Linked DNA regions of Mus musculus: regions 2 and 3 are each linked to region 1. The links are chromatin loops, found by intact Hi-C in ENCODE. Cell type or tissue: heart. All regions are shown on one strand. Each heading gives the region's core, and the rest is flanking DNA. Links, peaks and the distances in the headings are about the cores only.

Region 1 (10,158 bases), core at 775-8,774:
CCACTGATCTGTGTGTCCCTAAACTAAACCACTATAAAATATGAACGACTTACAAAGAATGAGAGGAGCGCTCTTTAAATTTTAGACTAATGTAAAAAACAAAAACAAAACAAATTTGAAAAAACACACGTCTGACTTGGAGATCTAAGAAAGAGAACCCAAAACTTTGGGCTTCAGAGTACAACCAAGGCTAAGACAAAAAAACAGAAAAAATAAATAAAACAAACCAACAAAAATCCCCCACAACCTTTAATGTTTGTTTTTAAGGAAATTGCCAAGGTGTGACCGGAGCCACGTGGCATTTTGTGCTTTAACAAACTGTGTTCCAACAAGAAATGTGTCAATAGTGTAATTTTTCCTCCTTTAAATAACATGTCTTCTTCACCAAGGGGACAGCATAGTATATAAACAAAAGAAATCACTTCTTCCTAAAGATTTTAACTCCACCTTGTGCTTTTCAAACAAAATTAAGATTCCTTTATGTTCCATAGTTCAGGATCTGATTTCCTTAAGGCTGGTGACTCGCAGCACATTTCACTGGTTTTTATGCTGTGATTCAGCTATCCCGGCCACTGGTTTGCTTAGGCTATCTGCTTGTGGCTCCGTTCCCCTCGATCACACACACGAGCCACTTACCTATAGGTTTGCAGGTCCATTCCCCTTTTCCATTTCCCAGACACAGACACTCTAACATGTAGCCACCAGTCTCATGTGGCCTCCTCCACTTGTCGCCAATCTTGTAGGACTGACCCCCTTCATGGCAGCGATCTGTTACAGATCAAAGGCAAACGTTAGGGGATTGAGAGAATTCAGGGGGTGCTCATCTCATGTTCTGCCTGAGATAAATAAGTATGTATGTTGGCCAAAATGCAATCCCTAATCCTGAGGGATTTTTTTGGCAGGCAGCTCTCCTGCCAAAAAAAAAAAAAAAAGCAGAAAGAAGGCTAACACCATATCAGCCCACTTTGGGTCAATCGTTAAAGCACAAAAAGGAAAGCCATGGAGAACTCTGAATGGCAAGAAGTCATAAATTGTGGTTCCCCGGAGACATCACAGGCAATCTGTTCCCTAGACAGAGAAGAGCTGGGGGAACTGTCCTCCTAGACAGCAAGGTGAGCTACTTGGGCATAGCATTCCGATCTCCTGGAGGACGGAGAGCCTGCATTCTACTCCAGGGTGGAAATAGCACTCTGGCAGAAAGCAAGCAGACACACTCATGAGGGTTGGAAACCCTGATACTTTCTTAGGCTGTGAAATCCAATGGCTGAATTGTACGCAGGGTCACAAGTGTACCATCGACTCTTGGGCTTTGCCAGGAAACTTGGAAAAAACCCTCATGTTAAATGTTGGAAATATTGATTTGGTCTATTCAGAAGGGACTAATTGGTTCTTTTGGACAGAGGACTTATATTTAAAAGTTGGTTTTTAGAGAGAAAGTCTTATTAATAGAACGTACTGGCAACCCAATGAGTCACACGAGAAAGACTGCCGCAGCTGTAGACTTCCTGAGAGAAAGCCCAGGACCTAAAGTTCCTTGGAGATGCACTGTGCTCATCAGCCTGTGTTGAATTTGAGAACCGCAAGGTTTTCTCCCCAAATCTAATCTACTCATCACAAAGAACCAGACTCCATGACAAAGAGCAAAAACCCTTCTGGCTCATAGCTGCAGAGGATAAAATGATCAATCTGGCTTAAAGAGGCCCAGATAATTTAAAATAGGTAGGTCCCTTGGGCATATCTTATTGAAAAGAACCAAGAGATCTTCCACTGTCCACACACACACACACACACACACACACATACAGAGAGAGAGACAGAGAGATTCCATCTCTGCTTAGATCCATCTTCCAGATGTAGAGGAGCTAGGTGGGTGACGACATGGGGTTTGGTCATTGAAGTAAAAAGTATTCACTATTCAGTCAGGGATAACAGGAAAAGGCAAGGACAGGCCAGAGGGAAGTGTGTATATGTGACCTCAATAACTCCACAGAAGGCCTCTCTTACTTGCAATGGTACAGCTGATCCTGCCTCTCCCAGCCCCGATGCAGGTACAGTCCCAGATCATGGAATCTTTAGGGCGCTCATAAGTGTCACCCACTTTGTAAGTGTTCCCAGTGTATTTGTCAAAGCAAGTCTCTTCAGCTGTGGAAAGGGGAAAAAAAAAAAGTCCATGTGAGTCTCACACACATACATGGCGACTCTGAAACTTAAGAGAGACAAGTTTTTAAGTTAGGCTTTAATAAAACCAGAGCTCTTGACCTTTGGCCAGCTCTCAGCGGTTCCCTTATTTATAATGTAAAGAGTTCCCAGGAAAAAGCCACACCCTGTGACCAGCTGAGTTGCAGAGGAAAGATTCCAAATTCCAGTCTCAAACCAGGGAAATCAATTCAAGGGTCACAAGGGACACAAACAGTTTGAAGGTTGCCGGCCTCCCAGCAGTGGCTGGCCTTTGTCAGCCCCACTGAAACATTTGTCCTGTACCCTCCCTCAGCAGCCTCTCTGAAGGGACTGCTGTAGCTCACCGGAAGCGTATCAAGGGGCTTCAGGAGTCTCCGAAGTGGTAGTGGGTTGTTGTTTTTGTTTTTTTCACGGAACTGCAGCTAACAAATCACTTTACAACCCAGTGCCTCAAAGCAACTTCTGGCCCATAATTGGGAGCCAAAAGATCCGAGATCACTTTCTAATAAATTAAACTTTTATAAGCAAACTTTTATAAGTTTTCTTTTTGAAGGGAGACACGCAAAACCTCTCATTTTCTAATCAAAAGCTCCAAGAGAATAAAAAGGCGGCTTTGGAGACTCGTGTGGATTACATTTGTTTTAGAGGTAAGAGCATGTGAAAAGCCAGTGCAAGAAGTCTAATAAGAGGGAATTACAAGCGACTGGAGCAGGGAGGAGGAGAAGGCAAATGTGGTTTTACTTAGAGCATCATCTCTGCCAGGGCCCAGACTGCCTTCCACTTACGCTCAGGCTTGCTCTCGCAGTTAAAACCCCGGCTTCCTCCATAGCAGGTACAAACCAGGGCGTTGCCTAGGTAGGTCCGTTCCCACTGCTGATTTATCTGATAGTGCTTCCCATTGTCAAAACAGCCAGCTGCGAAGAATTGATGGGGAAAGTTATTAACAGTTCCATCCCTCCCTCTCTTTTTTCCCCTACAAAACTACTGAATTTTGCCAACTGACTTGGTGAGCCTGCACAAACAAAAAAACTCTTAAAAGCAATATTCCACTAAAGTTCAGATGTGGAAACTAGCTAATCAAAGATTTAAGCATTGTTTATGTAGATGGATGTTTAGGGGTTTTTTCCTTCTTATCTTTTAACTTGGGTAAAAGTTATACAATGACGTCATGTCCTTATGGGCAGGGGAACTACCTCAGCAGACTTGAAACACTCTGAGAGGCCAGAAATAGAAATTACTTTTAAATCCTGAGGGCTTCAATACTCTTAACAACAACAACAAAAAGACAAGAAAGAAAACTTAAGTTGGGTGTCTTGATGACTATGCCAATAACCCCAGCTCTGTAGAAACTGAGGCAGAAGAATTGCTCCCAAGTTGAACACACAAGCCTGGACAACACAGGAGAATGCCAGGCTAGCTTAGGCTACAGTGTGAGATCATGGCAAAAAAAAAAAAAAAAAAAAAAAAAGAAAAAAAAAAGAAAAGAAAAGAAAAGAAAAGAAAAAGAAAAAAAGGAGGGAGAACTTTTAAATTTTCCTCTAGCCCAAGATAAAGGAAGAGTGTGTCTCTGAAAAACTGGAAGAGAAATGGCTATCCTTGCTCTTGGGGAAAGAATCCTAGGCTACCCCCCCCCCCCCAAAGCACTGAGCCAACTAACATCTCTTTCAAGTTGGTAAGAAACTACCTATTTAGATAGTCTCACCTCCTCCCCGTGTTAAATATTTAACCAGCTATTTGCTGATAAAGAAAATAAGGATCAGGGGAACCACAATAATCTCTGATGTAAAATTTGTAAGTTCGTGTCTCTTTTCTCTTTCACACGTTTTGGTTCCTGGAAGGGCGAACTGAAGGTGTAGAATTTGTTAGCGCACTTGAGGGGAAGAACAGACGGTCCCTACCTCCACTTCACCAGCAACCAGCCTGTTCAGACCTAAGCCTTTTGTGTCCACAGCTGGTTTCCCTCGATAAAGCGCGCACTCACACACGTTCGCACAGCCACGCACGCGCGCAAAAACTTTAGCCACAACTTGAGCGGGCGCTTGAGGACCAACCCATCCCTGCCGCCGGCCGGTTTGAACCAGACTGTCGGTACTCACGCTTGCTCTGACTGACAGCCACCGGGGATTGAGGCTGCACGATTTGCTGAGCCTGCCTCTTGCTCTTCCCGGCTTCGGTGCAGCGCACCGAGGTCCCCAGGCACAGGACTGCCAGCAGCAGCAGCCGCCCGGGTCCCGGACCCCTGAGCATCTTGAGTGGATGGGAGGAGAGTCGCCCTCCCCAGGAGGCAAGTGGCCACGAACTGTGGGTCCCCTCGCAGCCTGCGGGAAAAGTCCTGAGGTGGGGACGCCGGTAAGGAGATGGAAGGAGAGGACCAGAAGTTGTCCGGCTCACACCCTGGGCTCCTTTTCTCCCCCTGTGCAGCGCAGCGGGTGCGAGCGGTTGAGCCCCAAGAGCAGAGGCTTATATGGGACAGTACCTTCCCGCCCCCCACGAGGCCCTGCGCGCCGGGGAGGAGGGTCCGGTCCGACTCCTCCCGCCCCTCCTGCCGCCGCAGCCGCCGCCGACCGCGCGCCTATTGGCCCAGAGTCCGGGTGACGTCACGGGGTACGGTGGGTTCGCCCCGAACAAAAGAGATGCTGATCTCCCGCCAGGTCTGGGACTAGAGAACTTTTTTCCCCTTTCTGGTTTCCTTTGCGGTCGTCAAACTTTTGGGAGGAGGATTGGGGGTAGGGATGGGAAACGGCTGTAAAGTGATGTAGACTCGAAGGAAAGGGAGGGAGGGGCTGGAGCCTAAGGAAGCCTGGGGTGGTAAGGCTTACCCCCCTCATCTCTTAACTTTTTTTTTTTTAAATTGGTGGCTGTGGTGGTGTTTGAGAACATTGCGTCACCTCTGAGAAAAGTCTGTGCACACCAGAGTGTATTTTGTGGGAAGGGAAAAAGTCATAAAGTGGCCACCACCTTGTCCCTGTAGGAATCCAAACTTCACTTTTGCAGCCCCGGGGCGGGGCGGCTCCTTCTGGGTGCTTTTCCTGGGTCCTGGGCGCCGCCTAGGGTCCCCTATCTTTGCCTTTATGGTGTTAGGTAGGCTCAGACCTCGGTTTCTCCACGCAGTACCTGCCAGGTTTCAAGGAAGAGCCTGGGAGAGAGTGAGCGCGTGGCAGAGGTGACCCCCTTCCCTGAGCTTCCACAGCCCTCGGTTCCGCGCGGCGCTCTACAGATTCCAGAGAAACTCACAGGACCAAGTTTCTCTCTAAGAGGAAGCAACAGAAAGTTTCTTTTCTAAGTCGTGAAGCACAGTTTTCCTTTCCTGGGGATGGGGTGCCCGTTTCTTTTAAAAGGGCAGTAGTGAACAGCTTAAGAAGGGGAAAAGTTGAACTGGCTGATGAAGGGGGGCGGGGGGACCCTTCCCGTCCATGCCACGTTCACTGGGCCATCTGCACTCAAACCTAGGTGGCCTCTGAAGGGGGAGTTGGGGTGAGGATGGGTACAAAGATTTAATGTCTTGCCTCCCTCCAGACTTTACCCCGAATCCCCTTGCATGTGTCCGGGCGTTTATTTTATTTTATTTTATTTTATTTTCAGACTTCGCAGTCATGGCAGAATTCCACTATCCACCCCTCCCCCGCTGCCAGATTTTTTATATTTCAATTGTTATCTGCTCCAAGAATGTATAAAGTTCCACTGAAAATTCTCTGGACTTCCTACACTACTGAAGTTGAAAAGGGAATAGGAGACGTCCCCCTGAAGCCAGCAGCTCTAACACGTTGGTCTTTTTTTTTTTTTTTTTTTTAACCTTTCAGACACACACAAGCCCAGTTGCTTTGGTAGGGCTTCAAAAAGACCTTCAAGAAGCCCACTATTTTCAGAGTAGCAGATCCGAACCCCAAACTTGGCTTTCTCCCTCGGTTAGGCGCATGGTCTCCTTTGCTTTGAGAACATATTAAAGCTACTAGCTAGCAAAATATGTTGTTTGTACCAGGTTCTTGGATAATTTGAATTTGTGTGCTTTATAAAATCCTCAACACATTAAAGACACAAAATTAACATTTATCTTTATTGATGTAAAGAACTAAAAACAAAACAAACACACACACACACACACACAAAAAAAACCCACAGCAAATACCAGTTTCTTACAAGCAGTGTAAAATAAGTCAAGAATCTTTGTGACCAACACTCAGGGTTGAACCAGTGCCATACATTCCCCCAAATTTAGAATCCCGTCTGAGTTAGTTTTTTTGGAATTTCTCATCATCCCTTGACAAAACGGTTTTCTCTTTCAGATATAAAAGGGCTCCTTGTAAAACAGTGAACTTCTGGGAAGTGCTCTCTCCAGGGGGGGAGAAGGATACCTGGAAATCAGGATGCTTGCTAGATAAACCCGAAGGGAAGGCTTTCCACAAATATGGTAGATTCTGGAGGAAGGAAATAAGTGGTTAGAAAAGAATTTTGTCACAAAAATATGATAGTTTGGTGTATTTACCGTACTCAAAATACTTTAAAATAATATACTTATTGGAAAGGTTTGTGGGGAACCCACTTTACATTTCAGAAGAAAGTTTTCTCTTTCAGTCCCATAGAAAATGTCTCTGGTGGCCCACAAGCAGAAATATTTGGCTGAATTTTATAGGAATGCTTTGACTTGAAAGTTGTGTTTTGGTTTTGATTTGGGACATGGAGATATTTTCTTAATTAAGGTAAACTGGCCCTGCTACGGTAGCCTTCCCCCATCCAGATCTCTTCCAATTCAAGTCGATTATCTCTAACTCAGAGGTAATGAAATCTTAAAGACTACAGTTGGGGGTCAGGGAGCTGGAGAGATGACTCAATGGTTAGAGCACAGGCTGCTCTTCCAGGGGACCCAGGTTCTGTTCCCAGCAACCACATGACCATGACCACCCACAACCATCTGTAACTCTAATTCTAGGGAATCAGTTGAAATTATACCTCACCAAACTCTTGGGTTTTTGTTTTGGGTGTTTTTGTTGTTGCTACTGTTGTTGGTTTGTTTTGGAGGGATTGTTTTGTTTTGTTTGTTTGATTCTTTTGTTTGTAGTACTTTTAGCATTCTCTGGTTTTATTTCAAAGACCTAATCCTAAATTGCAACAACAGAGCATCCTCATTTCTTAGTTTTTCTAGGAGGAAGTTGGCCTGAATTCAGTATACTGGTGGCTTCTCTTTGCCCATCAGCTCCTTGGGGGCACTAGCTGTCTGTGTGTGGCGGTATAAATGTGACCAAGACACATCTAAGCATGAAGGACCATGCCTTGCCTTGCTTCCCCCTGTAATTGCCAGGATGGCAGGATTTCCCCAGTGAGTTTCTGACAACTTAAAATTTCACTGGGGAAAAGAGAACGCATACATCTGTGGGGTACGTTCTTCAGATGTTGGCTGTCGGAGGGAGACGGTCAAGAGTGTGTGTGGTAGAGAGCTTGAGCTGGTTTGACTTCTTTTGAGTTAAAGTCGTAGTTGGGTGAAGAGCAAAGATAATTTATTAGACCCACTCACTCAGGACTGAAATAGAAACAGCTCACGGGATAAGCTTTAAGGGTAAAGTTTTATGTTCTAAGCATTTGGCGGTTGTTGTTTTTTTTTTTTTAAGACTAATAAACATTATAGGCAATATCCCTACTGACCAAATTGCTTGCCTACTGGGGGAGGGGAACTCCTGATAAGAACATCTGGACTTCAAAGAATACAATTGGGTGACAGTGGCTGGGTTTTTTTTTTTTTTTTTTTTTTTTTTTCCTGAAAATCTTTGGCCTTTATCCTCCTATTAATCTCTGAGTCCTGCCAGGGGAAGTCTTTGGCTGGGTGACCTTAAAACTTTCAGCCACCGGACCGTGTAGCGTGTTTATAAATGTCCTGATTTTTCTATCGTTGAGTTGGACGGAGATAGATTACAATTGTTTTGTTTATTTTGGTTTTTAGGGTTTGGAGAGGGACATAGTTTGCTGTTGTTTTGTTTTTGTCTTTGCATGAAATCCTTCCTTCTTTTTCTCCTTAAAACAGCCACGTTTGCAAAACTGCTGCTCATTTAGCACAGGTGTAGAAAAAGCATTAGCTGCCCCGTGGGTAGGCCGTGTGGAGAGAGAGTCTGAGCAGTTTGTCCAGACTTGACAGGAAGAAGCTGGCAACTAGGGAGCAAATGTTTGATAACGGTTTTAAATTATGCTGTGAAAGCTGGCTAATTTTAACTTAATAAGCATTTTATTTATATTTGAAGATGCTTTTTAAAAAAATCAGCACTTTAAAAAGCCTTAATCCATGCCTTTTGCTCCTTAACGGGAATACTCTTCTCTCATTAGAATGACGTAACTCCCGAAGGCTTTGCAAAGGAGTCCACTTCATCTAGTAAAACGGAAAGAACTTCTGTGCAACTGGACCACTTCACCAGGCTGTCTCTACTTCCCAAGACTGGCAGCATGTGGTTGGGAAATCTTTATATTTATTGTTGATTCTTTCTCCAGTTTGACTTTATCTTATGTTGGCAACATGATTTTAAACCCAATTTTGTTCTGTTGGCAATTTGTTTTGGAAGGTTGACGTAAAAGGAGAAAAAAAAAAACTTGAAAGATTTTTTTCATATTTAAATTATTTTCATTTTCTTAATCACCACGTATTACAGATTTCTCGTATGCAACTGATCATGAAGTTGCAAAAAAATGACCATGAGTATTATGCTTTAAGTAAAGATGTATGCCAATAATAGACTATTGTGATAGAGGTGTCAGTAGTCATTCTTTGCGCCTAATTAGTGGTGACAAATTAAGGTCACATCCAACTGAATTGTAAAGATGATGGCAAAAATATAGTTCTCTCAAAATTTACACTGAATCACAAACTAGGTTAATGCAATATATTGTTTTATTAGCTATGAAAATTTTACTTACATGGAATGGACATTTAAAAATCACTGTTTAAAACATGAAAAAGGAACACATTGTTCCCAGGCAAAGAATCATACCATTTCAATAGCTCGATAGGAAAAAATAAATAAGTAGATTTTCTTAAACACCGATCTAAGCTGTGTGACTTGCTAACAACCTGCATACGAAATTCCTCACTCGCCCATCAACAGCTGTCTCCTTTCACCGCAGAGTTAGGAATGGAACCCAGAGCCTGAAGCATGCTAATCATGTGCTCTCAGGACCAAGCTATGGCACCAGCCCCCACCGAGAATTCTCAGGAACATCCCATTGTCCTGACAAACGAGAATCTATGGCTCAGAAAATCTCTAGAATGGCATTTTCTAAGTCACCAGTCTTAAAGAAATGGTGTATCACTTCGAACTCTCTCTTTTGCAACAAAAGCACCCATAAAGCAGTTAATTGACTACAGGATATGGGAAGATGTCATGGCCAACATGAGACTAACCATCTAAGAGACGTCACACATAAAGCTATGCACTGGCTTCTGCTTGCTGATTAGGACTGTTCAGTCAAGTGGCAATCTGACTAATTTTTTGGTGGACAAGTACGGGGTCGGGGAGGGGGATTGAATCAGGGTCTTGACCACATCAAGCATACTCTGCTGAGCCCCAAGTCCCTTGTGCCTAGTTTGGGCATTTTGCAACAAATGTGAAAGACTAGGAACTCTCTCCTAGCCTGAAAGTTTGGTGGGAATGGTCTGTCTTAGAGTTGGCTTCTCGAGGCTCAGCGCTATCCTCCGTGCTACCTGGGATCGAGCACTTGGTAAATGAAGAAAATGTCTAAGGAGTGCTTTTCTGGCCACACGGAGACAACGGCCGGGGTGGGTGAGGGGGGGGTGGGGGTGGGGGAGCAGTACTCAGTACTTTGCATGTGTTATTTAACTTTGTCCTCAAAGTAACTGCCAGAAATAGATATTAACAGCCTCGTTTTACTCTCTGAGGCTCAGTGTTTAAAGATGAGACTGAGCTGGAATTTAAATTAAGGTCCCTGACATAAAATTCATGTCCTTAACCAAGACATTCACGGCTTTTTCTGAAGTGATTTTTG
Region 2 (10,158 bases), core at 1,007-9,006, 230 kb after region 1:
TGAAATATTCTTTACTTGGGTTGCTCTCTGGCTAATAGCCTTTCAGCTCCATGAAATAATAAGCTTCCCAAGCCAAACAACCCGTTTTTGCAAGCCGGAGAGGAAGACAGCCCCTGTGTGCAGGAGTGAGACCAGCCACTGCCAATGCTCCCCACACGCCCGTAGTGAACACCTTGTTCATGAACCTGGTTGTAGGAATTTTCTGCCCTAGTCAAACAGCACCCATGAGGATCCTTTCTCATGCAAGCAGCTGGTCTGCACCACCAATGTTACAAAGGCTGTTAAATGGTAACAAAGTGATACAAAAAGAGGCAGCCAGAAAGATGCAAGGACAGCAAAACCACAGATATGAAGGCAGTTAAGATGTGGTGATCTTTCCTAATCCATCATAAGGCACACACTGTATGCACCATAGACACACTATGGACACACTATAGACATTATAGACACACTATAGATACTATAGATACACTATAGACACCATAGATGCACTATGGACACACTATAGACACTATAGACCTACTATAGCCTGACTATAGTCACTATAGACACATTATAAGAGAAGAACCTGCCAAATTAACTGCATCAAAGTTTTATGTGCCACAGATGCCTTCAGAGATTAAAGGCACAGAGACTGAGGGGAGATGGTCTGTTTTTATGTTAAGGTCTGATGAAGAATGAAGAGCCAGGTTGAAAGGTGAATGGAGCTGGATAAGAGGCTGAGGCTTGGGGAGGACCCAGCAAAATGCATTGTTGACATGCTTCCTGGCCTCCTGGGTATCCAAGTCCTCTGGAGTCATAACCTTCCTGCCAAAGAGAAGGAAGAACGAAAACTTAGGATACCTTCCGAAGGGCTTATGTCAAGAACGGTTCTGGGGTCTATGACTCCCTAAAAAAAAAAAAAGAAATTGTGGTTCTTGAGAGTCACTTCCAGAAGTAAAAGCAAGGAAGGAGGGAGGAAACCTGAGGACCGGAGAAAACCATCAGGCCTTACCTCTGAGTCCCGTCAATCACCATCACAAAGCAAGCCTCACGCTCTGCAGCATCAGATTTTGACTCACCAAATAGAGAATTTATAGTTTTGATTGCAAACCACAGTAAGAGAACTTATGTGAAGAGCAGTGGCGTTACTTTGGCTGTTATTTTTGACCTAGAGATATAAGTTGACTTAGGAATTTACAGATTGCTTGTAAGAACTGCTTCTTTTGCTCATTTTAATGAACTATTTCTGATTGTCATTCAATGAAAACAGAAACTTTACCATTTAAGTATTTTTAGTGGAGGGAGGGGAGGGATACGGGAAAGAAGAGGAGGGGGAGAATAACGCATCAATACACTGATTTTGGGAACATTTGCCATTTATTTTATTTCTTCTCTTTGCAAACCCTTTCCCTCGCTTCACCCACGACATAACTATAATGAGTGCAATAGGACTCCTCCCTCATTTGATCTTATATGTTTTTATCTAGAATGTGGAGTACTATTTTAGCACCTTGAACTTATTATATTGCAACTGTTCTCTCAACTTGGTTTTAATTGTTAAAGATAAACAATTAAAAAGAATTTATCTACCTCGAAAACACAACCCTTAATCATTCATTTTAACTACTAGAGAGTATGCCCTAGAGTTAGTAAGCTTTAATTTATTGACTCATGGACATCTTGGCTGTTTTGTTGTTGTTTATCACACACACACACACACACGTCTATTCTTGTACGTAGTTCTTGTGTGCATGAAGAAGGCATTTCCTCTAGTGTCTGGGATTTCTGGCTTCTCACTGAGGTACATCTTGAGTTTATCCAGATCACACTAGCTGCTATTTAAGGGTGGTTGGCTTTTGTTCTCCACCCATGTCCCCTTATGATCTGCATACAGCACAGTCACCCTAGAGCATGCCGCACCATGTCATCCTTTGCTCAGAGCCTGGTGGCACCTCCCTGTTTTACTCTGAACAGCAGACAAATCCCTAACCAATCCCGGCTCACCTCTGCTATGACCTTCCAGCCTCTACTTGCTCTTCTTTGAAAATACCTCACTACTTTATGGATTTTTGCCCCCGCATGCGAATCCTGTACCTTTAAGTCATCCTTTAAAATATCCCCTTAACTAGCAAACACATAAGTGGATGCTCACAGTCAGCTATTGGATGGAGCACAGGGCTCCCAATGGAGGAGCTAGAGAAAGTATCCAAGGAGCTAAAGAGATCTGCAACCCTGTAGGTGCAACAACATTATGAACTAACCAGTACCCCGGAGCTCTAGACTCTAGCTGCATATGTATCAAAAGATGGCCTAGTCGGCCATCACTGGAAAGAGAGGCCCATTGGACACGCAAACTTTATATGCCCCAGTACAGGGGAATGCCAGGGCCAAAAAATGGGAATGGGTGGGGAGAGAAGTTGGGGGGAGGGTATGGGGGACTTTTGGGATAGCATTCTAAATGTAATTGAGGAAAATATGTAATAAAAATAATATCCCCTTAACAATGAGGCTACTCACACATAAGTAGCTGTTCGCTCATTAGATTTTTTTCCCCATCCTAGAACCATTATCCTTTGCTACACAAGGCAATACATACTCAGTGCATTACTTATTCTATTATATTTTCTAGTGACGTTTCCACACTAGAATATCAGCTCCAAGAGACCAGAGTTCTTTGCATGTGTTCTCTGATGTGCCCCAAGCCATGAACAGTATGCAACTGTCATTCCATGTCATTCTTTGTAGGGTGCTGTCCAAATGTAATATTGATTCTTTATTGCAAATGTATGGGAACTATAATTTGAAGAGCCCACACTCTGAGCTGCCTTTTCACCACCTCTGCCTTTTCACTACTTTGTCCCTAGTATTAAGAACAATGCCTGGTCCAAAGTAGATGATGCAGACAATTTGCTAAACAAATGGTTGGATGGAGATTCCTTTAGAATTTTACTCTGCAATTTGGAAATTAATTGTGCTGAAAGTTAAGTCTATTCGAGGCTTTGTGACTAAAGCACGCTAAGTGCTTCTGCACTCACCATTGAGCCCTAGATCACCCAGCTGAAGGCTTTTCCTCCTAACAGATTCCCTTTACAAATCCCATTGAGAAGAGAGAGCATGGGAGTTTTTTAACCGCCTCAAGGTAAGATTCTCTCAGGGGAGTCCTGTAAGAAGTCTAGACCCAATACCTTTCTGGGAAGAACCCAGGAATCTTAATGAACAGGTGAGTTAAGGAAACAAACTTCTGTAAATAAGCCCAGCAGCTCATCAGCCCAGCCGGTGACTAAACTGCCAGCAGGGCCCCTTATAAGTCTTGCTTAGAGTAACAGAGCAGACAAGCCACAGACAAAGGGCCCTTTGGTGTTTGACTTGGGTCCCAGAGTCTCGCTTCTGTGCCTACCTAACATGGTCATTAGGGACTCAAGGAATTTGAAGTGACTCATAACCCTGCGTTTATGAATTAGTCACGACATCACAACCAAAAGAAAAGAGGCTGCTGTCCACCCATCCAAAACTGTTTCTAAGATCATGACTACTTCCATCTCATGAGCAGATGAAGCAGGAAGAGTACAAAGACCTGGACCACACCGGAGAAGGGGAAGAAATCCCGTGAGACAGAGAACCATTGGAGCCACTTGTGTTCGTAAAGGAACAAGCCTAGGAATGTTTGATCACTCCTCCAATGAGAAAAAGCCTCTCTGAATATGCAAATTACCTGTTAAAGGGGGGTTCATGTCTGCAATACATTCAACCAGATACTACAGCCTTTAAAACATAATTCTTGTTCAAGGGAAGGGTTTAACCCCTCCCCAGGGTGCTTGGGTTCCACTGCGAACTCTGGTAAAGTTGGTCAACAGATGGAGTCATCTTTCTAGCATTTTTCCAGCATATGTACACACACACACACACACACACACACACACACACACACACACACACACCATGGAGAGGACTTACTGTATAAACTATAATTTGATCAGATGAAAACTTTCTGTTTTTAAATTTAGCATCTATCTCAGGAAGATAGAGGAAGGGGTGTTTCAGAGGCCCTGTGGGATTTCACAGCTCCTTGCATGTGTTTATTAGAGAGTGGGCAAAAATGCTTCCCATCTGTTAGCTTTCCCCAAGTGCTGACAAGAACATTCCATTATCCAGCTTGAGTGCGCCCCCACCCCCACCCCATTTTTCTCAGTCTTTTCCCTATTCACTCTGAATGGGCAAGGAGTGTTGTAGTGAACGCAGGCAGACTGTGTGCAAGCGATGCTTAAATGTTCTAATGTGGTATTAGAAGCAGAGGACCCACCCCAAGCTTCGGGGACCTAAATGATTCACCCAAGACTGTCTCCTCGTCTTGAGCTTGTGTTGTCCTCAGAGAAACTCAGACCCTGCAACAGACAGACAGACTCCCTAGAATTCTTCAGTCAGAAATGGAGGAACTATTATTCCTTTACAGATAATTCCGTTAGGCTTCTCCCAGGAACCTAGCAATAGTTTACATCATAACCTGCCACACGGTGCGAGCCAACCTGGCATATAAGAGAACCTGACTATCCCAGTTTTCTCTCCATCTTCATTCTCTCTGTGTTTCCACGTGTTTCTAGCCGTTCTTCCTCTCTTCTCTCTCTTTTTGTCCTTCTCTTCCTAGGTTACCCCCACGCTTCCCTTCGTATCCTCGAAAATAATCTTTATTCTAGGATTGTCGCATGGTATGATTCCTCAGGGAGGACATCTTGGCAGGGCCCTGCCGAGCTGCTCTCTCTCTCTCCACCGCATTATATGGAATTATAAACATAACATTGGTGCCAAAAGACTCAACAGGCTGTCCTGGAGCGGATTTGATACACACAGGCCAGAATCCTGGGACCCTATCTTTGCCTGCCTGGTCAGGATATCACTCTCTCCTGCTATTCCTACCGCTACTTTTCTGCACACACCGACTGATGGTGAGGTTTCGATTTCCCTGGGCAGTTCTTTCTTCCACCAATGTGCGCTCTCGCTCTCTCTCTCTCTCTCTCTCTCTCTCTCTCTCTCAAAACAAAAACAAACAAATAAAGAAGCCAACCAAATAAACAAACAAAACCCCCCATGACTGTCTCCAGGTAAACCATGTTTGTCGGGCATCTGTCCTTGGTCCTCCTCCACAATCCAGCCACTCTGGCTGGAGGGACTGTTCCACACAATCCCTAGTCACACCCGTAACTTTGGAACGCCTCAGGTACAGGTTGCTCTTTCTTGCTCCTGGGATTTTGTATAATTATCACCAACAGTTGGGTAAATATAAATAAACTTGACACTCCCCATTTCCCTTGGTGGGATATGACACAACTGTTCTTTCCAATGACTGCTCCTGAGCCAAACCATGGATCTCCTAACTTTTACAGATCATTTGTTTGTGATATAATTCCAAATTCTACTAAAATCCATTTTCTCCATATGACAGCAGCTCTCAGCCCACCTACGTGGACCTTCATACCCCTCTCACCTCCTACAGCTCCGCACTAGGAAGGTTCTCCAGATTTTATTTCTGATTTGCAGATTCTCACTGCCACAGACAAATGATTCAAACACCATTTATGCTTAAACTCACTCTTAAACTTCTTTTTCCCTCCCGAACCAGACCTGGCTCCCTGCTGGGGAGGCTCCCTGGACTCGGTGAGGTAGGACACACTGGCGCTGACCATATAACTTTCCCATTTTAAGATGACCACATGGTATGATGCAACAATTATACAACTTTTTGATCCTAACAAACTCTCTTTTTATTATTAAAAATTCCTTTTAGACTAAGGAAACAACAAGGCTCATATTTTAAGTTGTATGGATTTTTTGTGATGATAGAAATCCAAAGTTATATTTTTACAACACGTTATGGATGCAGAATCAGAGAAGTCTATTCAGATTAACAAAAGCTTATTTAGAATGTATGTCTAACCACTTGTCTCCTTGCTAATACATAGCCAGTGCATACTTGTTTAAATGAGTACGGTTCCTTTCTCCCGCTGTTTGCACAGGCTCAATTCACCCCTCGGTTTTTTTTGGCCACTGGACCTTTGGGGAAACTGTCTACATTCTTCCATGGTGCAAACGCTCAACCTCACTCCCAGACACTAAGCATTTGGGATACTCGGGCAAGCCAGAGGAGTTTGCTCAGCTCCCTGTTGCCCTTGTAGTTCTGAGCCCCTGTCACTCTGTCAGCTCACTCTGCCTTTGCTCCCCTTTTGCCCCCGCCCCCCATTTCTACAACAGCTCAACTGACCCAGACTCTTCTAACAACCTTTTACAAATCCTCAGAGAAGTGAGATCCTCCCTCTAACAGTCTGTGGGACTGTGATTCTCCTTCATGAAGTTTTACACAGTTTGGGTTGTTCAATTTTCTCCCTATAGTTAGTTACTTAATATCTATAAAGACTCTGATAGGATTCTAAGGTGGTTCCCAACATCTCCATCTTGTGATACAGAGACCTCTGTGTTAATCTCATTTCCTCCATATGGACATGGCCTGTGGATACAATGGAGTGCCACTCCTGTGGTTATGAACTGTTATGTGTTAAACATAATTAATGTCCCTAATCGGTTGACACTTAGTTAAAGGAATATCATCTTGGGTGGGTACTATTCAGGTGAGCCTTTGCTTTTCTTTTCTTATTCTTTTTTGTTGTTTGTTTGTTTGTTTGTTTAGGTGTTTTCTCTGCGTAGCCTCTGTATAGACCAGAACTCACTCTGTAAAATAGGCTGGCCTTGAGCTCAGAGATCCACCTGCCTCTGCCTCCCAAATTCTGGGACTAAAGGCAAGTACCCGGCTTAGGTGAGCCCTTTAAATGAAGATCCACGGACCCTTTCCTACTAACCTTTACAAAAAAAGCAAACTGACCTGAGTTTTGTAACTACAGAAAGACTATTTCTGTAGACAACCCAGTTTAGAGGCCATCTCAGGTACCAGTCCCCTGCTGTGGAGTGCTGTGGGTCCCATCAGAGGTGTCAGTGCTGCTGTGTTACTGTCACCTGGGATGCTGGCAGGGCTAACACGGGGGTACATGAGCAAGCAGGACCATCGACAGCAGCCCACATGAAGCCTTCCAGACTAGGAAATTCTAGTTAGCAGGAGAACACTTGACTTTTGTTCTCTGTGTCCTGCAATCACAGCACACTGGGTTGTTGCCATTAGGGCCCTGACACCACGTTCTCATGTGTGTACAACCAGCACAGGTAGCAAGTATGCGGAGAAGGGCTCAGGGGGTTCCTGGCCAGCAACTCATGATGAGGTAGCCTAACAATGGCACTGAGTTTTCTATTTTTTAATTCTAGTGCTTTCTGTACTGTTTCCCTCCTAGTCACCGTACCACCTTTGTTTAAAGTCTCTAGCTACTGGCTTTTAGATAAAAACGATAAAGGAAGGAAGGAAGGAAGAAAGAAAGAAAGAAAGAAAGAGAGAGAGAAAGAGAGAAAGAGAGACGGGGGAGGGAAGGAAGGGGATGGATGGAGAGAGAGAGAAGAAAAGAAAGAAAAAGAAAATCTATAAAATATTCAAGGGCTACCAATCTATAATAAAACCTCTTTTGAGAGTGTGAGCAGGGTCTCTGAATCACTATCTGTCCCAAACAAATAACAAATACAAACTGGTCCTGGAGCTTGGAAGCCAAAGGGATACAAATTAATAAACGTAACATTATTTTACTTAGCAGGAACATGGTCCATAAATGAAGCTGTGTGAGATTTCTGAGGCCTTAGGAGAAAAGTCCGAGTAAACAAGAGTCTTGTGATCTCTTTCTCCATAACACCTGTGGTTCTTGGAAAGTGCATTCAAGCGCCTCCCAGGTATATGGGATGGGAGTGGTTTACTTCAGATTATTCATTACAGCTGGCCGTTTGTTTATATGCCTCTATGAAAGATCATGTTTTGCCACACGCAGCTTGCCCTTGTGGTTGTAACACAGGGGACTCTTTTCAACCCCCCAGAAGATAAATTGTCTGATGCTCTGACTAAAGTTGGCCATTGCCTGAGACTTCAGCTGGCCTCGTTTTTAGGCACCGCTCTCCCAGATTTGTGCCACCAGTTAGAGCAATAAACAAGCAAGATCTACTATAGCATGAGAAGACTCCATAACATGTATCATTTGTTCTGTCAAAATAACATTGGTACTGCAGCAGAGCTGGGGCTTCTAACTCCTCTGTTGAAGAGACCTCAGCTAAGTGAATAATCTCTGTTCTTGGGTCTCATTTCACCCAACCATGCGTGACTGTCTTTTCAATTTCTATCCCTTAAAAGAATTCTCCTATGGTAGTCTGCAGGGTGTGTTCTGAGAACATATCCACTCAGTACTCACGGCTGCAGGGAAGAAATGTACACAATAAGTCCAGGGGAAATAGCCACCTAGTCTTTGGACAAGCACAATCTTATCGTCAACAATGTTCTAGCCCCATATTGATCTATTGCTGACTATTGGCCCTGGGGCTCTTTGGGTACTGCTATGAATTAAGGTATGCTCAACTCCAGCAACCATCAAAGCCCGAGCACTGCACATAACTGCAAGGGACCAACAGCTCCACAGTACGACTTAGGACCTCTGGTTGTCTTGCAAAGGCTGCATCTGTAGGCACCACTGGCCATCTCCTTAGGGAAGCAGCTGAGGTAATCTCCATCACACATGACTCCCCTTCTTTACAGATGCAGGACAATGTGCAGAAGGAGAGCTCTTTTCTGCCATTCAAACTTTTGGTGAGTGTTGCCTGAGCTTTAACAACGTCCAGGGGCTCACAAAGACAGCCTTGGTCCTTTTGTTCATTCATCCCCTGCAGGAAACACAGCTCAACCCAAACACTGCTGTATTTGTTCTCAGATCAGCCCCTTATGTCTGTTTTTCTTTCGTCTCAGGCCCTCTTGGTTACTTTAGAACTTATAAACCCAATTTACATGCTACTCTAAGTCTCCAAATCAGCCAGCGAGATCATAACCCACAAGGAAAGCCACTAGCATCCTCAAAAGAGTCCCAGGGTCCTACTAAATTATCTTTACTCTCCAGCCAAGGCAATCTATCTTGTCTAGTGAAGTAGGCATCTAAGGCCTCTTTTGTCACACCGTAGCTGCGCATTTTATCACCCATAGCAAGAGCTGCACAACTGCCACCACAGCGTGAAGCCATGTCAGCCTGTTACCACACAGGGGAAAGTGGCCATATCAGGATTTCCCCTGGAAATGTTCTACCCTGACTTTCCCTCAGCCTTGCTGCCTGTGTTATCATCCACAGGACTCCTGCATCGGCTACCAAAGCAAGGATGCATGTCACCTCATGTCACACGTAGGAAAGCAGCCATATCAGTTGCCTGCAGACATTTGACACAGATTTTCCTTCTAGGAAAACATAAGGAAATGCCTTTACATCCCAGATAGTACAAAGAGACCAAGTAGTAGTAGTAATAATGATGATGATGATGATGATAATAAATTCAACTTAGCGAACCATGAATTGTGAATTTATTGCGTTACTTCAGGAGCATGGTGACTCAAAAGCTATTACATCATGAAAAGTCTTATCCTAGTATGAATGATGACTCAAAATTGCTACATCTATTGTCTGTCTATATGTTAGGCTTTCGGAGGAGGAGAAAGAAAATCAAAAAGAAAGGTCCTGAATGAAGTTTCCTTCAGAGGACAGGTGTATTGACACAGCAGTAAACAGTATGGCAGGGGTCCGGAGTGAGAGGCGTCAGTCCTGGAAGGTAAAATTCGGTGTTTACTCGGAAGGGTTTCTGGGGGTAACGGGAATCCTGGACTGTGAGGAAGCAGCTTGGTTAATGTGTGACTTACACTACATGACAGAGGTCACAGAGACTCAGGATAGGAGAGTGGGGCTGAGTTAATAGGTGACCAAAGTCAAGCTTCCAGGGACCCTGAGGTGGGGTGGGGTTGAGATTTGGCTCTCCAGGGGAGTAGTGTTAGCTTTTACAGCAGCTATGAAGGGAAAGAGGCTGCGGTGGGTGAGGCCACATCTGTAGGCTCTTTGCAGCACAACTTGGAAGGTCTGGGCTCTAACCATATAAATTCTAGAAACCTCAAACTTGACCCCACCCAAGACTATATTCAATTAAAAGACAAGAGACAGGGCTGGAGAAATGGCTCAGAGGTTAAGAGCACTGGCTGCTCTTCCAGAGGTCCTGAGTTCCATTCCCAACAACCACATG
Region 3 (10,158 bases), core at 1,325-9,324, 110 kb after region 1:
GATCTTATTATAATTTTGTATGTGCTGAATTTCTTTTGGGAATTAGGAGACTCAAAATGGGGAATATGCAAGTCTCTTCAGGAGCCTAGCAGACTTTCAGCTGCTTTCATATCTTGGCTTTCCACTGTTGGAGTCAGGAGAGGTGGCCAACTGTACCAGTGTTCTCTATGTCTATAGAATGACTACTGTCTGCATAAAATTCATATGTCATGATCTCAGGAGATGGGGACTTTAGTAGGTTTTTAAATGATAATGCGATCAACAGGGCAGAATCCTAATCCTATAGAAAAGAAAGAACTCCTCAGCTTTGTGAGGACGCAGAAAACAGGAAGCTGTCTAGTTAGGTGAGAAGGGAGCTCTCACCACTGTGGCGGCGCTCTGATCTCAGACACATACTTTTAGAACTATGAAGAAATACATTTGTGTTATTCAAACAATTCATTCTATGGTAGTATGTCATGGCAGGCCAAACAGACTAGGGCATCCATGAGACAGAAGTGGAACTCCCAGGAGAGGATAGAGCATGGATCTGCTTTGGTCAGACCCAAAAGACTGCCTGGAGCTGGGAAGGGAGACTCTTTCTTTTTCTTTTTTCCGAGACAGGGTTTCTCTGTGTAGCCCTGGCAGTCCTGGAACTCACTCTGTAGACCAGGCTGGCCTCGAACTCAGAAATCTGCCTGCCTCTGCCTCCCAAGTGCTGGGAATAAAGGTGTGCGCCACCACCACCTGGTAAGTCAGACTCTTAAAGATACTAAAAAAACCCAGCCCAGGGGTGGGAAGGCCCTCAGGAAAGAAGCAACGAAGTGCTCAGAGAAGAGTCAACTTCAAACCTCTTAAGTCCATAGTGGTTCACATTTTCCCCCACAGGAAAGATCTCCCTGGCTGAGTGTGCTCCCCTAGAAGGGTAGAAGGTATCCAAAGGCAGCACTTAGATTTTATACCATGAACTTAAAGTGCTCAAGTTAGTGAGCCCCACCTGGAACTCTATCCCAGGACTTCATGGATTCCGAGGCCGCAGCTTTTCAGGGTCGGGCTTTTCGCCTTACCTGTCTTCTCACCTTTTCAAAATTAACTCTTCTCACTCCACTCCACCAAATTTCTCATTCAAGTTCAAAGGAGAAAGCCATTCTCTCAAATACTCTTGGATAACCATGAATGTTCCTTGTGTTTCCCTGATCCATCGTCCTGCCCTAAACAGATGCTCCTGAACACACTCCATACCCAACTGTGTTCTCTTTACATCCCTGTATCCCAGCCGTCTCTATCTCCTGCTTAACCTATGGTATTAATTTACTTAGTAGCCTTTCACATCTTCAATGGAACCTTCTAGTTCTCTGTCTCATGTTGTAGCCCAGCCATCAAAGGTCAGGTCGTACCCCTCTTTCATGCCCTGATTGTTGTAATATCTGTAACTGTAAAGTCCTTAATATCTTGTGCTTGCCCAGGTCACCAGTCTCACCCCTCCTACCTCCCCAGTACTCACCAGCTTTGACCTCGTGGCTCTCCGCTTAAGTCCAATGTCTTCCCTGAACCTCCAATCAAACTACAGTCTTCTATCATATATGATTTCTAAGAGTCTAAGATTCCCACCCACTGTCTCTTGTGTTAACTGGATTTTAAGTAGATGTTTAAGAAAATGATAATATTAATTTAGCATTAGTCACTGCCACTTGACTGAACTCCTCAAGGATAGGCATCCTTATCTCATCCCAATCTCTCTTCCCCGGTACTCAGTTGAGAAGCTTGAACATTTAATATTCATTAAGTGATGGGCTTTAAAAATTCTGCTCATACTGGAAGAGATGCAAGGAAGACTATCTGTGGGTCGCAGCCACAAAAAGGGACTTCTCCTTGCATTTCCTGGGAAAGATGGTTTCTTTTGCATCTTTGGGTCTTGCCCTAACAGTGAGACTCACATGTTAGTAGGATACTAAGCAGAAATATGGTATAATTTTTATCATTTAACTCACTCTCAAAGTAGCTGCTCATTTCCATTCCAGATTCTAGCTAGAGATGTTGGGTCATTTCTAAGAACATCAGTTAGGAGAGAGCAACACACAGCTTGCAATACATTGTTATTTTTTAAGTCCCCACTCCCAAACAAACAAGTGATTGCATAAAAAAATTAACTCACTTATGTCATGTACACTATGTTGATTTAAGGTTCTGTAGAAAGGAGAAAAGTGTTTTGCTTTTCAGTGTAAAGAGCTAGTCTAGAGGCATATGTTAGACCCACTCTAGTCCTTGCCCAAATATGGTGACATAACATTCTGGGTTAAGACAACTAGCCTGGATTTATAGCTTGAAATCCAGACTGGGTGAAATAGGATCCCAGTGAGTCAAAGTGTGTGATTGTTCCCAAAGTCTGGATGGAGGCCAGTCATTCATAGCTTGCTATTTCCAGTGAGATCCCGAAACACAAACACTTTTAGTCATCGTTAACAACAATCAAGAGATGTAAAATCACAGTGGGGCCTTCTAGTTAAAGCTGTAAAGTACATACCCATACTGTCTAAAAGCACCTTCCACATGTCGTTCATGTCTACCAGTATGTTTAGAACTGCAGAGTCCCCATGCTGTAAAACCTGACAATACAGGAATGTAAAACAAAGTATTAACTGTTTGATATAGGATTAACTGTTGACAAGTCCAGGAAACTTGTCAACACACTCAGGATTAGAATTTGTATGGTCACAACTTATTTTAGGGGCATTTTCTCGAAGGCCAAGTCAATATTTGTAGACCCTGGGCTGAGCTGAGTGGCAGCCAGTTCTGTGTGGCATGCGGCACTTTAGGTGGCGATTCCTGGATGATCCCCACCTTTCCCCATCCCTCCTAGCTAAAGCCAACCTTTATACCTGCAGAGTCTGGAATTTGCCATTCCTTAGGGGCAGAGGTCCTGCCTTCTTTGAAAACCCAGACACTCCTTAGAAAGGCAGTTACTTCTCAGGACATTAATCAGCCCACCTTATGTAGAAATAAAATATACTATCAATGCAATAACTTACTCTTAACCTCTCAAACTAAATCTTCTGCAAATTTTAAGTAGATGGTATTTGTCTCAGCCTGTGTGAATAGGCTTGCAGAAGTTCTCATAAGGTGACTTGCCGTTTAAAGCCGACTGACGCATACACTGTCTTCTCTGAGGAGAAGGGAGGGATGTGCTTGGAAGGCAACGGTCAGAATGAACCCAATGCCACACGATACCCCACTGATGTCTATGACCAACACGTATTGATAAAAATTGTATTACATGTGTTTATTGTGTATGAGCACATACATGTGCGTGCATGTGGATATGGGCATGTGTACCACAGCATACATATGGAGGTCAGAGGACAGCTTTCAGGAGTTGGTTCTCTCCTTCTTCTATGTGGGTCTCAGGGGTCAAACCTAGGTCATCAGGCTTGGAGTCAAGTGCCCTTACACTCGGAACTGCCTCATCAGCCCAAGAAATTTTAAAGTTTAAAAAAAAAAAAAAACTTGTGTGTGCGCGCTGGTGCACGAAAGTACACATGAACACAGGTGTTTGAGGAGGCCACAGGTGTCATATTCCCCTGGAGTTGGAGTCACAGGTGTTGGGAGCTGTCAGACACTGGTGCTGGGACTTTAACTCCGGTCTCCTGCAAGAGCAGCATGCACTCTTAACTTCCGAGCCTTCTCTCCAGCCTCCTCAATAGAGAGGTTTAAGTGAAGAAGCAGATGGGTGGAATGTCAACACACATGGCAGTGATGTGAAGAAGAGAATGAGAGGGAAGTACATTGACCTGGAAATGGTCTCTGCCAGCACAGTCTCTTCCCACGCGGTGCTGAGGCTGGGTTTGTAGACATTGTTGTTGCATATGCTTGTGGGTTTGAAGAAAACGGAGCTGAAATGATTAGAAAGAACTAGGGGGGAAATCCGCAAGTGCTCTCTCTGTTTGACAACACTGAAACCCACAGAAAAGTGCAGCAACCAGCTGAAAAACTTCAGCTCTGCTTCTACAAGAAAGCATCTTTCTCTACTTTTCATGTTGGAATAGATAAAAGCTGTGACTTGTTCTCACAATCAAAAACCCTTAAGCCAGAAAGCCATGGTATCCTTTGAAGTTTTAGGAGTTTGTATCACTAAACAGCATGTCCCAAAGATTCTGAAAGGCACGAGTTAGAGATTGGCTAGTTTAACTACTGGCTTATGCTCCTGTTAGCAGCGACTGGTAGTATTTTCACACTGAGAGTTAGTTTTGCAGAAATTAAAATATATCTGTATTTTGGTCATGCCTTACTTTCCCCTAATTGAAGCTGACATTTAAGTCCCCGTCAGGTTTCTGCCTATTAATTTTCATGTCTAGATCTAGAAAAATCTATATGATGTCATGGGATGTGTCTGGGTCTGGTGCCATGTTTTGATATGTGATGCTACGTCAGGACATCTCACCAAAGCAGACGGTAATAAAGAAGTTCATGGGCTGGCAGAATGGCTCACTGTGTAAGGATGCTTGCAACAGACCAGAAGAGATGGGTGCCATCCTAGGGATATATGAATCTATGTGGTGGTGGCTGGAAAGAACCAACTCTCTAAAGTTGACCTCTGACCTCTCCATGGGCCTGGTGGCACCCACACTTGCTCACAAAATAAATACATTAAAAATATAACGTGGCCAGACGGTGGTGGCGCACGCCTTTAATCCCAGCACTTGGGAGGCAGAGGCAGGCGAATTTCTGAGTTTGAGGCCAGCCTGGTCTACAAAGTGAGTTCCAGGACAGCCAGGGCTACACAGAGAAACCCTGTCTCGAAAAACAAAACAAAACAAATAAATAAATAAATGTAAAAACTTAAGAAAAAAGAAATTTATACCATGCTGCAGGCAGACAACCGCTTTCCTTGGTAAACTCTAGAAATGTTGGTTTGTGATCAAACAATTTATATTCTCGTCACTGAAAATTACTATCCTAATTTAATTAACTAAACTTTCATAGTTAAATACCCCCAGCCTAACCCCAAATTATAACTATCATAATAATTGGCCATGTAGTCATTCACTTTGCCTGTTTTTATGGCTCATATAGTTAGTAGCCTTAGTGGCCTTAGAGTACACTTCCTCTTAACAACAGATTTTAAAAGCATCATTGAGCTGATTGTGTCATTTCTCAAATTTCTTCTCTTCAAATTATTTATTTATTTATTTATTTGGTTTTTCAAGACAGGGTTTCTCTGTAGCCCTGGCTGCCCTGGAACTCACTTTGTAGACCAGGCTGGCCTCGAACTCAGAAATCCGCCTGCCTCTGCCTCCCAAGTGCTGGGATTAAAGGCGTGCACCACCACTCCAGGCTTCAAATTTTTTATAATATTACTCTTCCTTTTTCTCCAATCTTCATTCTACTTTCTGCTCTCCCCAAAGCTCCCTCCACCATTTGTGTATTTTGGTTTATAAACCAGATTCTTACATATCTGTGATAAAGTATGATGCTTTATTAAGTATGAGTTTTATATTCTACAAAATGGTATCACATGGCAAACTATGTTGAATTGCTTCCCTTCTGCACTCGGGGCTTGGATCACCTCTGTTGCTATGTGTTGATGTGGCTAATGGTGCTACAGAGCCATTTGTAAGATGTGCTTCCCCCATGTAACCTAGTGATAGGTGGGCATCACCTTCAATTTCTAGAAGGATGGGAGTGCTAAAGTTTTGTTAAAATGTGGAGAGATGGGTGTTCTGGGGAAGCCAGTGGTGGCTATAATGTTGAGTTTCATTTCTTGTTAGAAGTTCTAAATGAACTTAAAGAGAAGGCATCTTGCTCTAGAGAGCCTCCAGCCAAACAGCTGGTTCTCAACAGACAGCTGTAGACTCGTGACCATGAGCCTAAAAGTTAAAGCAAATGACACTATCTACAAGGAATGCTCCGCCTGTGGAGTCTGAGCTGTTGAAGGCAGAACTCGGACCGGCAGACGCAAGGGAGAGCAGATGCAGGGACTTTCAAGACAGATGAATTGTAGCAATTCTGCATAGAAATGCTATATCAGATTGGTCCATAAATTATTCTCTGTGGGAAGGAGGGAAGGAGGGAAGGAGGGAAGGAGGGAAGGAGGGAAGGAGGGAAGGAGGGAAGGAGGGAAGGAAGGAGGGAGGGAGGGAGGGAAGGAGGGAAGGAAGGAGGGAGGGAGGGAGGGAAGGAAGGAAGGAAGGAAGGAAGGAAGGAAGGAAGGAAGGAAGGAAGGAAGGAAGGAAGGAAGGAAAAAAGGAAGGTAGGTTTCATGAGAACACAGCTATACTTCTCTGTTGTGAGTTGTCTGTGGCTGTTTTCCTGCTCCAAGGGCAGAGTTATGTGACATCAACAGAGATGGTATTGACCTGCAGAAAATATTTACTGTCTGCCTTTTTACCAGAAATGCTTACAGACACTTGAACTAGATGAACTTGAGCAATGAGCCAAGGGTTGCTGGGATTCTTAATATTTCTCCTTTAGCTTCTGGAGAGGAGGCTCAGAGCTTACGAGGTTAAGAGGTTAAGAGCACACACAGCTCTTGTGAGTTTGGTTCCCAGCATCCGTTTCAACTATCTGTAACTCCAGCTGGAGGGATCCAATGCTCCCATGCTCCATGAGCACACAGAGAGAAGCCAGATACACACACACACACACACACGCACACACACAAATAAATACACCCCCTAAAATAATAAAAACAATTTATTAAAAACATTCTTTCCCCTCATCCCACAAGCAGGCTATACAATCCTGAGTGTATCCATCATGCTTGATTAAGCATACATGTAACAAGTCTATAAAAATGCTTTGCCTTCCTTCATTTCTTGTGAATGGATCTTAATATAAGTCTAGTAGAGACTGATTTGCTTGACTGTGGAAAGCATGGTTTTCCCTTTGTTTGCTTGTTTGTGCCTGCATGGATGTCCAAAGTCAAGCCCAAAGCCAGGGTTTTACATATTTGCATCTCTCTGACATGACTGCACGCAGCTGGTGAGAAGCATTTGGTAAGTGAGCGAAGCTTCCATAGAGAGCACAGGTATCCGTCAGCTCCCACAGAAGCAGCTGCTCTGAGTGGCTTCCCATTTTCCTTCATACTCTTTGAAAGGTGCTTTTGCCTTGTAGTTCCTGATCCCAGAGACTTTCTGAAGGTAATTTGCATCAAGAAGGGTGGCCATTTAATCAATCTCAGCACTGGGGAGGCAGAGGCAGGTGCATCTCTGGGAGTTCGAGGCCTGCCCGGCCTACAGAGCGAGTTCCAGGATAGCTAGGGCTTTACAGAGAAACCCTGTCTGGACACACACACACACACACACACACACACACACACACACACACACACAAGGTTGACAAGATGGCTCAGCAGGTTCATGTGATTGCCAAGCAAACCTGATGACCTGAGTTGATCCTGAGAACTCAAGTCAAAGAACCAGGATGGGGTGAGATGCCATGGTGATCCCAGTATTCCCACACTGGGACGAGAGCCAGAGGCACAGAAAATCACCAGGTATGAAGCACAGCAGAAGCAAGGAGACCCTCTCTCAGAGAATGAGGGGAGAGATCCAACTCTCAATAGTTGGCCTCTGGCCTCCCTCCACATGTACATCATTTTCAGGTTTAATAACAAAATATGTTAAAATAAGAAATCCAGTCATGGTGGTGCACATGTTTAATCCTAGCCCTTGAGTGGCAGAGGCAGGCAGATCTCTGAGTTCGAGGCCAGCTTGGTTTACAGTGAGTCCTAGGACAGCCAGGGATACACAGAAAACAAACAAACAAACAAAAACAAAAACCTGTCTTGAAAAACAAAAGCAAAGCAATAAAAAGACATATATGCTATAATGTAGATGTTTGAAGTCTTGGTGCCTGGTTGGAATAATCTAAGAAGCTCTGACTGCAATAAAATACAGGTGCCTGGGTTCCAAGGCATTGACGGCCCCCCCCCCTTCCTCCTTCTCCTCTTCTTCGATTTATTTTATTTATATGAGTATACCATTGTTCTCTTCAAACACACCAGAAGAGGGCATCAGATCCCATTATGGATGGTTGTGAGCCACCATGTGGTTGTTGGAAATTGAACTCAGGACCTCTGGAAGAGCAGTCAGTGCTCTTAACAGCTGAGCCATCTCTGCAGCTCCCAGCATTGACACTTCAATTGTATATTTTAGACATTGAGATTCATGGGGTTTTTGTTTATTTCCTGTGTGTGTATGTCTGGTTCGTGGTGGTGGTGGTGGTGGTGGTGGTGGTGTGTGTGTGTTTAAGCCAGAGGTTGATGTCAGGCATCTTCCTTGATCACTCTATTGCTTTATCAATTGGAACAGGGTCTCTCATTGAACCTGAACCTCGATGGCTGGCTCCATTGAAGATCAGCAAGCTATTAGGATCCTCTTATCTCTGCTTCCCAGCTCTGAGGCTGTAGATGGGGGCCACCACAGAAGCCTTTTTAAACATAGGCACTAGTGATGTGAACTCAGGTCCTCAAACTTGCATAGCAAGTACTCTTAGCCTCTGAACCATCTCACTACCCCAATAACCAAGGCTAAAAAACAAAACAAAACTCTGTTAGGTGATTATAATATGAAGGCAAGCTAGAAAGACAGGGAAGGCTATGCAGACATGAGAAAGGGAAGGGACCCTTCACTCCAGGGTCTGGCTAAAGTTGCTCACTAGCTGAAAAGCAAGAATTCCATCACAATGACATTTGTTGTGTAGGTTGCCTATATACATACAATATTCTTTTCATATAGAGATGTTTCTAATATGAATATTAAATTACTAATGAACTACATTTAGGGACTTGGTGTATATGGCTTTAATTCCTTTCCCAAATGTAAACCTTTTGGGGAAATCTCTCAAACAAGACTATAAACTTTGTTCACAACAAAAACATGTCTTAGTTCCCCGTGTGTTCCTCATATGACACAGGCTTGCCTTATCATCTGTGATGGATATCTACGACACCTCAGGGACTAATGTATGATCTCATTGAAGTTCCTTAGCAACCTTTTTGAGATATGACTTCAGATGACAACAAAGCCATATGTTGTAAAGACATTTGAGGACAATCTCTTTCTGAAAGCCCATGTCTACACTTGTGTGTGTCCTATCCTGTCCATGAACACTTATTTCTTAACTCTGTGCTTACAGCCTATATCAGACTTCTTTTCTGCTAAACTGTAACTCTGCCTCATATTGACTTGTGCTGAAATTCTCCCTGTATCCTTGACCTGTAAAGAGGCTAGCTAGCATGTAACTCATTCTGTGGGATGGGGCTCCATCCAAGGGAACAGCTTGAGCCTGGGGATTTCCTGCCATGCAAGTGTATTCTAAAGTTAACCCACTTTACTCAACCATTCATATACCTGATTTTAAATATTATTTTACATTAAACAAACTACTAAGTTAACGTTAAACTTGTTTTAGGCTTAATTTTGACAATAAATCTAGAATACTGTATGATGGGAGATAAAAATTGGTCTCTCCCCCCATGCTCATCTCTGTAAATGAATTACATTTGTACTGAGCATGACTGACCATTAACTTATATATCTCAAATATCTTTAACAGTTTATAACAAGTTGGTATCTTTCATAAGGTTTATAATTTTATTTCTGTTAAGTTTGAGCCTTAAATTATAATTATTGATTAAAGATACTTTAGTATCAAAGTAAACTTGAAATTATAAATAAGTCCACAGAGACACTGATCTCTTATAGTGTACTTTTAAAAATATCAGTTTTTATATGACTCAGTTTCTCCAAATAGCTAAAGCTTAACAAATATAACAAGAGTACCACAGCTCTTCTATCATCCAGTTCTAAACCAAACCATCTTAAAAGCCTAGTGTTGCCTCCTCGGTCTAAAAAAAAAAAAAAGGGATACTGTGATAAACAGAGGGATACTGCATGCTCACCATAACCAAGAGGTCAGGAAAGTCACATGGCATACTTATGCCGTGATGAGGTCACCAGCCAAGATGGCAGCAAGCCACATGTCAGTCCAAGGTGAGCCCAATCCGGAGCATACCCTTTTCTTCAACAAGAGTCGAATCTAATTTATATACATGGTATGTTATAGCAAGTTTACATGATCAATAGATCCTTTCACAACTACACTTAATGACTTACAGATCCTAAAATATAGAGTTAAAGTTTCAACAAAAGCAAAGCTTTAAAGGTAGTAAGCAGAACC

The links. A loop is a pair of places that touch in the nucleus more often than their neighbours do. Peaks named below come from ENCODE experiments on the same cell type or tissue, not always from the same donor. Only the 100,000 strongest peaks of a DNase experiment are listed, where the experiment ranks them.
Region 2: it touches region 1 in a loop (2.5-fold over the local background); 2 of 42 quality-filtered maps call a loop at or near these places.
Region 3: a loop joins it to region 1, with 2.5 times the contacts of the local background. A loop is called at or near these places in 2 of 42 quality-filtered maps.

The regions. Positions count from the first base shown.
Region 1 is chr1:71,648,558-71,658,715 of GRCm38, forward strand. Fn1 (fibronectin 1) reads right to left here and starts at 4,677. Exons shown (of 46, transcript NM_010233.2): 1 at 4,275-4,677; 2 at 2,964-3,092; 3 at 2,005-2,142; 4 at 637-768. The coding sequence starts at 4,425. Apol7d (apolipoprotein L 7d) reads left to right here and starts at 4,778. Exons shown (of 4, transcript NR_040308.1): 1 at 4,778-4,829; 2 at 8,488-8,609. In heart, for the core only: no CTCF peak of the experiment used is centred there; a DNase peak (open chromatin) is centred at 4,744; H3K4me3 peaks cover 5,157 bases; H3K27ac peaks cover 4,533 bases.
Region 2 is chr1:71,877,280-71,887,437 of GRCm38, forward strand. No RefSeq gene overlaps it. Among named protein-coding and RNA genes, the nearest start is that of Gm8883, 5.8 kb to the right of the region's middle. In heart, for the core only: no CTCF peak of the experiment used is centred there; no DNase peak of the experiment used is centred there; H3K27ac peaks cover 713 bases.
Region 3 is chr1:71,761,423-71,771,580 of GRCm38, forward strand. No RefSeq gene overlaps it. Among named protein-coding and RNA genes, the nearest start is that of Gm39660, 25 kb to the left of the region's middle. In heart, for the core only: no CTCF peak of the experiment used is centred there; no DNase peak of the experiment used is centred there.